Linked DNA regions of Homo sapiens: region 2 is linked to region 1. Evidence: read pairs that join two places in POLR2A ChIA-PET (ENCODE). Cell type or tissue: CD4-positive, alpha-beta T cell. All regions are shown on one strand. Each heading gives the region's core, and the rest is flanking DNA. Links, peaks and the distances in the headings are about the cores only.

What was found. ChIA-PET counts read pairs that join two places held together with the same protein. Peaks named below come from ENCODE experiments on the same cell type or tissue, not always from the same donor. Only the 100,000 strongest peaks of a DNase experiment are listed, where the experiment ranks them.
Region 2: POLR2A ChIA-PET joins it to region 1 with 6 read pairs; 7 of 35 experiments call an interaction of 5 or more read pairs at or near these places.

The regions. Positions count from the first base shown.
Region 1 is chr5:56,142,136-56,147,517 of GRCh38, forward strand. It overlaps ANKRD55 (ankyrin repeat domain 55), which reads right to left. Exons shown (of 12, transcript NM_024669.3): 7 at 1,666-1,794. It also overlaps the pseudogene RNA5SP184. Among named protein-coding and RNA genes, the nearest start is that of ANKRD55, 89 kb to the right of the region's middle. In CD4-positive, alpha-beta T cell, for the core only: no CTCF peak of the experiment used is centred there; no DNase peak of the experiment used is centred there; H3K4me3 peaks cover 382 bases; H3K27ac peaks cover 1,933 bases.
Region 2 is chr5:56,206,314-56,211,695 of GRCh38, forward strand. The region is part of intron 2 of ANKRD55 (ankyrin repeat domain 55); the gene reads right to left. Among named protein-coding and RNA genes, the nearest start is that of ANKRD55, 24 kb to the right of the region's middle. In CD4-positive, alpha-beta T cell, for the core only: no CTCF peak of the experiment used is centred there; no DNase peak of the experiment used is centred there.

The sequences.
Region 1 (5,382 bases), core at 86-5,085:
TGGCCAACATGGTGAAAACCCATCTCTACTAAGAATACAAAAATTAGCTGGGCATGGTGGTGTGTGCCTATAATCCCAGCTACTCGGGAGGCTGAGGCAGGAGAATTGCTTGAACCAGGACCCGGGAGGTGGAGGTTGCAGTGAGCTGAGATCGCACCACTGCACTCTGGCCTGGGCTACAGAGTGAGACTCCATTTCAGAAAACAAAACAAAACTAAACAACAACAACAAAAACCCAGCGATTCCACCCTGTGAGGGCCCAGCGGGGGTCTGGGAATCTGTTGTTTTACAAGCACTGCTGGTGATTCCATCGCAAGGCCAGGTCTAAGACAGCAGCTCTACACTGGGGCTGGGATGGTGGAAGGGGGACGCATGTCAGTCAGAATTACCTGGGGAGGTTTTTCAAAATGCACATGCATCCTGGATCTAGGGAATCAGAGTGCAGTGGTGTTGAGGTGACTATGTAGAAAGTGCCTGCTTCTGGTGCCACTTTCATCTCAGCTGAGAACCAACACATGAGGAGCTTCCTGGGAGCCCAGCCAGGTTCCTCTGTGGCCACCGCTACAGTGGTGACCCCTGACCAGCCAGAGGCCAGCCCCAGGGCATGGAGTCCTGGGCAGAGACTGGCAGCGATGGTGGCAGGGCAGGTGATTAGATACTGAAAGTATGTAGGAGGGTGCTATGGGCAGGTGGAGATGACAAAACAAGCCTTGCTCACTGCATAGCTTTGCAGAGAAACTGGTGCAGAGAAACTGAAGCCAAGGTTAGAGGGATGAAAACAGAGCAGTTTCCAGATCACTTCTGTTTTCCCCTTACATCAGGCACACATGTCAATCCTGAAAGTCCCAGGTGCCCACTTCTGCTGTACTTGGCACATGGAAATGCTGACTGAAACCACAGTCAGGGCAGCAGAAACTATTCTCACAGGGTCCTGGCAGTAGCTCAGACAGGTGCCCTTTCTGGGCCAACAGAAATCAACTGTGGGGGTGTCTGTGCTGAAGACAGAGACGGGCTGGCAAGTTTATGCAAAGGATGCTCTCCTTGAAAAAAGGAATAGATAACTTTTAGTTAATCATTCCCCTTGAAAATAGAAAGCACTCGGTTACACATTAGTGATTATTATTCTTTCACCTTACTCTTGGTTTTGCCCTCTCTGGACAATAGATTTCTTGAGCCTATTCTGATTTGTTTGGTTGTGTGTATTGACGTGGACTCCCTTATGTGATAGTGATGCAGGGTCATGAGCCACTACTTTCACTGTCGGGTGTAGAATTCAGGATCACCTGAAATGACTCTGCTGGGGAGGATTTGGAAGCAAGAAGAGAGTCAGAGAGTCATGGTTCAAAGACTTTGAAGGCATTTTCCCAGCAATTCTTTGAAGGTTTACTCTGGGACACAGTAAGCCGGTAGCAAACATTGAGATGGAGAGAGAAACAGAGAGAATGAGAGGGGTATGTGTGTGTCTGTGTGTGCCACCCAAGGCAGGCTCTGCTTGATATTTTATAACTACTCCCCTTTGCATCTTGGCAGGGTTTCTTTTCAACAAGTGGTGGAGCTGAATCAAGAGCTGAAACCTCCATCTTTAAAGTTTGACCTACTCAGAAAATTGTTAACACTGCTTTCCACCATTTAAACCTGAGACCAGTCCACAGGTCAATTTCTCACCTGGACTGCCCAGTGGAGAGCGGTTTTAAAGTCTTTATCCACAAGGGTGGGGTCTGCCCCCTTCTTCAGCAGCATTTGTGTGTGTTGAGGCTGGTTGTGGAAAGCCGCCCAGTGGAGTGGTGTCATTCCCTGCAAAACAACAGTCAGAGAGGACAGAGATGAGCACAGGCTCCCAGGAAGAAAACTGGAGCTCACACTTTCTCCTCAGGCCTGGGGGCCATCACCAGATGCGTTGGTTGTTTCCTGCTGGTTCATTCATTCATTCATTAATCCATTCATTCCATAGATGTTTATTGTCTGTCTGCTTTGTGCCAGGCAAGCAGTTGTTCAGGATACAAAAGTTAATAAGGTAAATGAGATCCTTACCCTCATGGAAATTGCTCTGTGGTAAAGGAAGGCAGATATTAAATGCACAAAAACATGTCAAACAATCTTCCAGATTGATAAATACTATGAAGAATGCACGTAGGATGCTGGTGAGAGAGTAACCAAGGGTGGAGGGACTGTTCTAAACAGGCCTCTGAAAGAAGAAATGGAGGAAGAGGACAGCCAACACCAAGCACAGAGGCAGAGAGTAAGTTAAAGGAAGGCCTCTGTGACTGGAGTGCAATCCCCCACCACCAGGGCAGGGGTGCTGTCTGTTTTCCTCTATCTCTAATGCCTAGGCTAAAGGCTGGAGAAATAGCTGTTGAATGAATGAATGAGGTAGGAGGGGAAGAGAGCAATGTGAAATGAGGTTGGAGAGGGAGGCAGGGGCTGATCCTGGGAGGGTGGGATGGGGGATAACTGTCTCTGCATAACACATTTGGAATTTATTCTAATTCAGTGGAGAGACAATGAAGGATTTTAAGCAGGTACTGGCATGATCAGATGTACACTGTTTAGAAGAAATCACTGTGGCAGCTTGGAGAACAGAGCTGGATAAATGAATGGTGAATCCCAGCTTCTTTCAGAGTTCAGGGTCATATGGGTTAGGTATAATTTAACATTAAGTGAGCTTATGCTGAGAAATGGTGGCCAAAAAGAGCCAGCGTTATCTGAACGTATATATGATGAAAAGATTGGCTCTTCTCCTTGCTCACTCATCTCAATTCCATGAAATGTATCTAGAATGAATTGAAATGAAGATGCCTGATAAAGGGGGCAAAGGGCATGGGCAGCTTTGAAGACTCTCTTTCTATAGTTATCTCTGCTGATAGCATAAAGCTAGGAGACAACACCTTGGCTTTCTCTGTTCCTTCCAGGGTGAGCTGCATGGAGAAGATGGGCCTCAGCCTAGACAGGAGCACATTAATAATAGCGCAGAGCTAATATTTATTGATCTAGAGACCTTTATGAGTTCTTTTATCTATTGTCTCACTTAATCCTCCAAACAAACTTCTGGAGTAAGTACTGTGGTGATGTCTCCTACGTGTTCACCAAGCTGTTTCCTCTTCCCCTAGGGCACACAGTCAAACTACATTCCCCAGCCTCCTTGCAGATAGGTGCAGCCACATGACTGAGTCCTTGCCATTGGAATGTGGACAGAGGAGATGGAAACCTTCCCCAGGCCTGGGCTAGAAAAAAAGCCCATGTGGTCCTCCACATCTTCTTTTTTTCCTCATATATCAACAGAATGCAGAGGAGGACAAGGCTCTGGAAGATGCTGGAATCATGTGATTGAAAAGCCTGGGTTTCTGATCAATGAGGGAGAATAGGACCACCCTGCCAAACAGCACTGGATTATGATATGAGCAAGAAATAGGCCTTTATTGTGTCAGGCTACTGAGATTTCAAGTCGTTTGCTAGAGCAGTTAGCCAGCTCTGATAGGTGCCATTGTACTTCTCATTTAATAGAAGAGGAAGCTGAGCTCTAGAGAAATTCCTGAGTTTGTGAGTAGCATGGAACTGAATCTAGGGTTTAAGGTTTGTGGGACACTAGAATTAGAAAATCCCTTCAACCAGTTCCATATTTTAAATTCCTATATTATGGTTTGCTTTCAAGTTTCAAGTATCATATGACAGTGAACCTCCAGAGATACTCTTGAGGATATTTCAAGAAATTGGTTCCATATGAAAAACAATGCTGGTATAAAAGCAATGGAACTTCTTATTCTTATTCCAATAGCTGAATATTTACTTGGAAATCAGAATACCTCAGTACATTCTAATTGGTCCTCTTCATTTTTAACTGGGCACACTGGGGTTAGAAATCTAACACAAGGGAATTATATTTTAAAATTAAATTATATTTTAAAAATAATGCATGGATAGCCCGTTTCCCAGTTCTTAGTCCCATTTGCTTCATTGCAAATGAAGTGATGAAATGAAGTCATTGGCTTCATCACGAAGTGCCAAAACTTTTCAAGTTACTGGAGCGTAAGTTGCATGAGAGCAGGGCCTTTGTTTGCCAGTCTGAATTCCTAGATCCTAGAATGGTGCCAGGCACATTATAGATGCTGAGTAAACACTTATTAACGGAACGAATGACTTACTATGCTCCACTGATTTTTTTTTTTTTTTGAGATGGAGTTTCGCTCTGTCGCCCAGGCTGGAGTGCAATGGCGCAATTTCGGCTCACTGCAACTGCCACCTCCCAGGTTCAAGGGATTCTCCTACCTCAGCCTCCCAAGTAGCTGAGATTACAGGTGCCCGCCACCACGCCTGCCTAATTTTTGTAGTTTTTAGTAGAGACAGGTTTCACCATGTTGGCCAGGCTGGTCTCGAGCTCCTGACCTTAGCAGCCCACCTCAGCCTCCCAAAATGCTGGGATTACAAGAGTGAACCACTGCACCCGGCCGAATTTCTTCGTAAAAATTTGGCTTTGCTTTTTAAAATCATACACAGAAGAAAGGCAGAACATGACCTCTCCTTTATAGACAATGAACTTGTCTGATATGATCATTGTTACCAACTCATTAGCTGAAACTTGTCAGGATTTTTGATGAGTGCTCCAAACAATCTTGTCCTTTGTACTACTGTACTATCTCACATCCAATTACTAACCAGGCCTAACCCTGCTTAACTTCTGAGGTCAGGTGCGTTCAGGGTGGTTCTGGCCATAGACCACTGCACTGTCAAACGTGAGGTAGATGGCAATGAGTATATGCAGAAGTATGATTTAGAGATGTGGGAATTCAGTGCGAAAATGTGGTTGTGAATTAAACAATGGTAATGCAGTGTTAATTATTGTCTCCTAAATACAGTTTCAGACTTTAAGAGTTATTCTCTTTAAACAACCGCAAGAAACCCCCCCACAAAACCCAACTCTTGCATAGTTTGGTGAAGGGGTGGGGTGGGAGGAGTGCTATCATTTTTCATACACCTACTTGGTGCCAAGAGCTTTGTATATTCTATCTCATAGAATCTTTACATGATCCTAAGGGGTTAGTAGTTTTAAGCCTATTTTACAGGCAAGGAAACTGAAATACAGATTAAGTAATTTGCCTAAGGCCATTGACTGAGTCCATGGTAGAGCTAGGGTTCAATACTTGTTTCTCTGACTCTGGAGAAAAAAATGTTCTTTCCACACATCATGGTGGTAGAATTTCATTTTGGGAATGAGCTCAGATGCTAAAAAATTCCTTTCTTTGTAATTGTAGCTGGATTCAAGGTTGTCTTACTTTCTAAAATGATGGTTCTTACTAGTGTAAGGATTGGTACCCTATATTTTTGTTTCATTTGGCATTGCCTCAAGGGTCCTCCTGAAAGTGCAGTTGGCAAACATTTATTTTTATA
Region 2 (5,382 bases), core at 302-5,301, 64 kb after region 1:
TTAAAAATTTTACTGACCCTTTAAAGTGTATGAGTATGCTTTCCGTACAGTCATAGATTGGCAGTAGTTCCCGAATGACTGGATTACAAAAATTATGAAAACACAGATAAGAAGAAAATATAAACTCAAAAGTGATCATTGAAATTTTGGTATGTTGCATACACTTGACTTATGCTGCAGGATGGGTTTGCATCCTACCCCACCTCCTTTACGGAGCCCCTGCATCATGCAATGGAGGAGTGGGGAGAAGTGTTAGTGGTAGGTGAGCTCAGAAGCCTGAAGGGTCTGGTTGTTTCATAGTGCATAGTTGTGTACCTCTGCTCTTTCCATCCCTCCCACAACCCCCACCAGCAGAATCTGAACTGTCTCTTGTTCCCCATTCTGCACTCCAAATAAGCATGGCTGAAAATGGGTGGTGACTAACCCAAAGGCCACAAGAAGGACAAGGCAAGTTCCTGAGGAGAAGGCAAAGTGGTTGAAAGGTCCTCACAGCTGCAAGGCCAGAAAACAAAGAACAGGACGAAGCTCTGAAAGGTGCTACTGCCTGAGGTGGGTACAGCTCTCAGGGATTAGGACAGTGGCAGGTAGTGTCTGCCGGGGTGGCAGGGCTGGTGGACCGGCTAGCAGTGCAAATCTTAAATCTCCCACAGTGTGATCTTCCTATGGGCTGGGATACAATGATAGAACCTGAAGAAATGACTGAAAGTCTCGAAGATGCTGTGTGAGTTTGGCTAACACTAAGGCCATTTTGTTGCTCACTTACTAAGTGAATCGCCCTTCTATCCTCTCCTCCCCTTCCCCCCTTGGAAGTTCCCTTCCATGAGAATGGACTGGGTCAAGGATGATATTATGAGCATGTAACAACTACCTTTTCAGGGGCCTGGAACAGGATGGAAACAGGCCTAACATCTAGGCAGGTTAGATGACTTTGTACTTGCTGGTCTTATGTGTGTGTTCCTGAGGAATGATTAGAGCAGTGAGAATGGAGAAATCCTTGTTGATCTGAGGGCATAGAAAGATTTTAACATTTAACTACCACCAACTGTTCTGAGCACAGTGCTGGAGTTACATGTATTTTTTATTTACAAAAATGTAATCACACTATGTATAGTCATAAGTCACTTAATGCCAGGGATAGTTCTGAGAAACCTGTCAGTAGGTGATTTTGTCGTTATGAGAACATCATAGAGTGTATCTACACAAACCTAGATGGTATAGCCCACTACACACCCAGACTACATGGTACAGACTATTACTCCTAGGCTGCCATCCTGTACAGCATGTTACTGTACTGAATACTGTAGGCAATTGTACCACAGCATTTGTGTATCTAAACATAGTAAAGGTAAAGCAAAAATATGGTATAGACGATAAAATGTGCTACACTAGTGTAGGGCACATAGCATAAATAGAGCTTGCAGGACGGGATGTTGCTCTGGGTGAGTCAATGAGTGAGTGGTGATTGAATGTGAAGGCCTAGGACATTACTGTGCACTACTGTAGACTTTATAAACACTGCACACTCAGCTTACACTACATTTATAAACAAATGTTTTCTTCTATAATAAATTAATCTTAGCTTACTATAACATTTTTACTCTATTAACTCTTAAAATTTGTTTCAACTTTTTGGCTCTATTGTAATAACACTGAAAACAAACACGTTGTACAGTTGAACAAAAATATTTTCTTTCTTTATATCCTTATCCTTTAAGTTTTTTTCTATTTTTAAAATGATTTATTTATTTTCATTTTCTAAATATTTTCATTAAAAACTAAGACACAAACACACACACATTAGCCTAGGCCTACACAGGGTCAGGATCTTCAATAACTTATTTTCCACCTTCACATCTTGTCCCACTGGAAGCTCTTCAGGGACAGTAACATGCAAAAAACTGTCATCTCCTATGAGAACAATGCCTTCTTTTGGAATACCTCCTGAGGGACCTTCTTGTTCGCTTAAAAAATAGCTTAAAAAAAAAAGTAAAAGGAGTATAAATAATGATAAAACTATAGTACAGTAAATAAACTAGTAGCATAGATCACTATAAAGTATTAACGTACTGTACATAATTGTATGTGTTTTTTTAAAAAAAATATTTATTTATTTATTTATTTATTTATTTTTGACAGAGTCTCACTCTGTTACCCAGGCTGGAGTGCAGTGGCACCATCTCGGCTCACTGTAACCTCCACCTCCTGGGTTCAAGCAATTCTCCTGGCTTAGCCTCCCGAGTAGCTGGGACTACAGGCGCCCGCCACCATGCCCAGCTAATTTTTGTATTTTTAGAAGGCATGGGTTTTGCCATGTTGGCCAGTCCGGTCTTGAACTCCTGACCTCAGGTGATCTGCTCGCCTTGGCCTCCCAAAGTGCTGGATTACAGGCGTGAGCCACCGCGCCCAGTCCTGTGTGTGCTTTTTTTAAACAACTGGCAATGCAGTAGATCTGTTTATACCAGCATCATCACAAACACCTGGATAATGTGTTGTGCCATGACATTATGATGGCTACGATATCAATAGGTGACAGAAAACGTTCAGTTCCATCATAATCTTATGGAACCACCATCATATTTGTAGTACATTGTTGACCGAAATGTCACTATGAGGTACATGACTGTATAGTTTTGTTTTTTGCTCTTTTTCACTTTTTTTTTTTGAGTCAGAGTCTCGCTCTGTCACCCAGGCTGGAATGCAGTGGTGTGATCTTGGCTCACTGCAGCGTCCACCTCCTGGGTTCAAGCGATTCTCCTGCCTTAGCCTCCTGAGTAGCTGCGATGACAGGCATGCACTACCAATCTTGCTGATTTTTGTATTTTTAGTGGAGACAGGGTTATGCCATGTTGGGCAGGCTGGTTTCAAACTCTTGGCCTCAAGTGATCTACCCCCCTCGGCCTCCCAAAGAGCTGGGATTACAGGCATGAGCCATCGCTGCTGACCACTTAATATTAGATTATAAACATTTACCCATGTCATAAGATAAAATTTGAAAATGTTGCCTGTAAAATGTGACATAAAATCCCATGGACTGGACTCAGCATTACTAATATAATTATTTTCTCATTACTGGGCATTTCAATAGCTTACTTTTTGTGATTATAAGTTCTGTTGCTATTCTGAATAATACCAAAACATTTTTACATGTATATCTTTTTTTTTTTTTTTTTTGAGACGGAGTCTCACTCTTTGGCCCAGGCCAGAGTGCAGTGGTGCGATCTCGGCTCACTGCAAGCTCCGCCTCCTGGGTTCACGCCATTCTCCTGCCTCAGCCTTCCGACTAGCTGGGACTACAGGCGCCCGCCACCGCGCCTGGCTAATTTTTGTATTTTTAGTAGAGACGCAGTTTCACTGTGTTAGCCAGGATGGTCTCGATCTCCTGACCTCGTGATCCACCCGCCTTGGCCTCCCAAAGTGCTGGGATTACAGGCGTGAGCCACCGCGCCCGGCTACATGTATATCCCTTTGTGCATTTGTGATTATTTCCTTTGGACACATTCCTAGAAAGGAACTTGGAAGTCAATGGATTTGACTCTTTGTGAAACTGCCCTCTAGAAAGGTTGGACCAATACACACTCCCAAGCAGTGCTTGAGAGCACACTTCACCCCATTATCAGTGATAGTGTGCTTTACAATTAAAAAAAATTAATGCTGATGTGAAAGGAGAATAGTGATTATTTTCAATGGTCATTTTTTTCTTTTTTTAAAATTTGAGATGGAGTCTCGTTCTGTCGCCCAGGCTGGAGTGCCGTGGCACAATCTCAGCTCACTGCAGCCTCCGCCTCCCGATTTCAAGCTATTTTCCCACCTCAGCCTCCTGAGTAGCTGGGACTACAGGAGTGTGCCACCACCCCCGAAATGGTCATTTTTTTCTTTTATTCCTGAGAGAGAAGTATTTTTATGTTTATGTCCATTTTATGAATTATCTGTTGGTATCCTTTCTATTGTCTCTACCCAATTTATTTGAAAGTGCTTTATAGGCCGGGCGCGGTGGCTCAAGCCTGTAATCCCAGTACTTTGGGAGGCCGAGGCGGGCGGATCACGAGGTCAGGAGACTGAGACCACGGTGAAACCCCGTCTCTACTAAAAATACAAAAAATTAGCCGGGTGCGGTGGCGGGCGCCTGTAGTCCCAGCTACTCAGGAGGCTGAGGCAGGAGAAAGGCGTGAACCCGGGAGGCGGAGCTTGCAGTGAGCCGAGATCGCGCGACTGCCTCCAGCCTGGGCGACAGAGCGAGACTACGTCTCAAAAAAAAAAAAAAAAAAAAAAAAAGAAAGTGCTTTATATACAGTAAAGACACTAACCCTTCATCTGTTATAATGCTACAGTTACCTTTCCCTGTTTGCCAATTAAGTTCTCAGTTTGGTTTTGTTGGTAAAAAAATATCTTTTCAGCATTTATATAGTCAAAATCTATGGATACTGCATTTTTAAATTGATTTCACTGCTTTTATGATTAGAAATAACTTTATGAAACCTTGTGCTTATTTATTTGATATTGAATTGTACTTAATATAAATTTGTAAACTTTCTTTTTGTATTCTGCAATCAATTTTTTTCAAAATAGTCAGTTATTAGTTAATTCTCCCTTTCCTTGCTTAATTGTAATGGCAACCTTATATATACTCAATCATTATTGACACTTTAGAGGAGGCTCCTCCTGTAGCCTGTTCACTGGAACTGTGGCTTGGGGAGCGGGGACCCCAGATATACCCTCTCTGTAGTGGTGTGCGTGAATTTGGGGGTACAGCCAAAGGCCATTTCAGGCACACTCCATAAGTCTTGTGGTAGGTCCCCAGTCAAAGTTCTTAGCTTCTAGAATTGTTGGTAGCACATCTGAAGGAATTAAAAGACTCAGAATAACCCTAAAGTTAGTGAAGACTGCTACACGATTACTTCCACAGAAAAACAGTATCTCCGAGTCTCTATAAGAGCACCCGCTGGTACTGCATTGCTCATGTGATCTTTTCAGGACCGTTTCAATGCCTGAGTAACAGTCTTAATGATGGCCAGCACTTAACATAGAGCTCACTGTATCTCACTGTATGCCCAGCACTGTGTAAGCACTTCCTAGAAATTGACTCTTTTGATTCTCACTGTATGAGGTTGAGGTAGGTACTACAATTATTCCCATTTTATGGATGAGGAAACTGAGGTACAGAGTAGAAACAAAGTGACTTATCCAAACTTGCACAGGTGGCAATTGGTAAAACCCAGGTAAGGCTGCAGCCTGTCAGGCCTTGGATCCCGCCCTCTGACCCCTGTGCACTGTGGTCTGGAAGCACTCTTTCACTCAGAGACAAAGCCCTCATATATTCCAGTGAACTTGTGACCTCTTTTTGGTGCTGGATGGACATTCCACATTTTCACATTCCATTCTCAC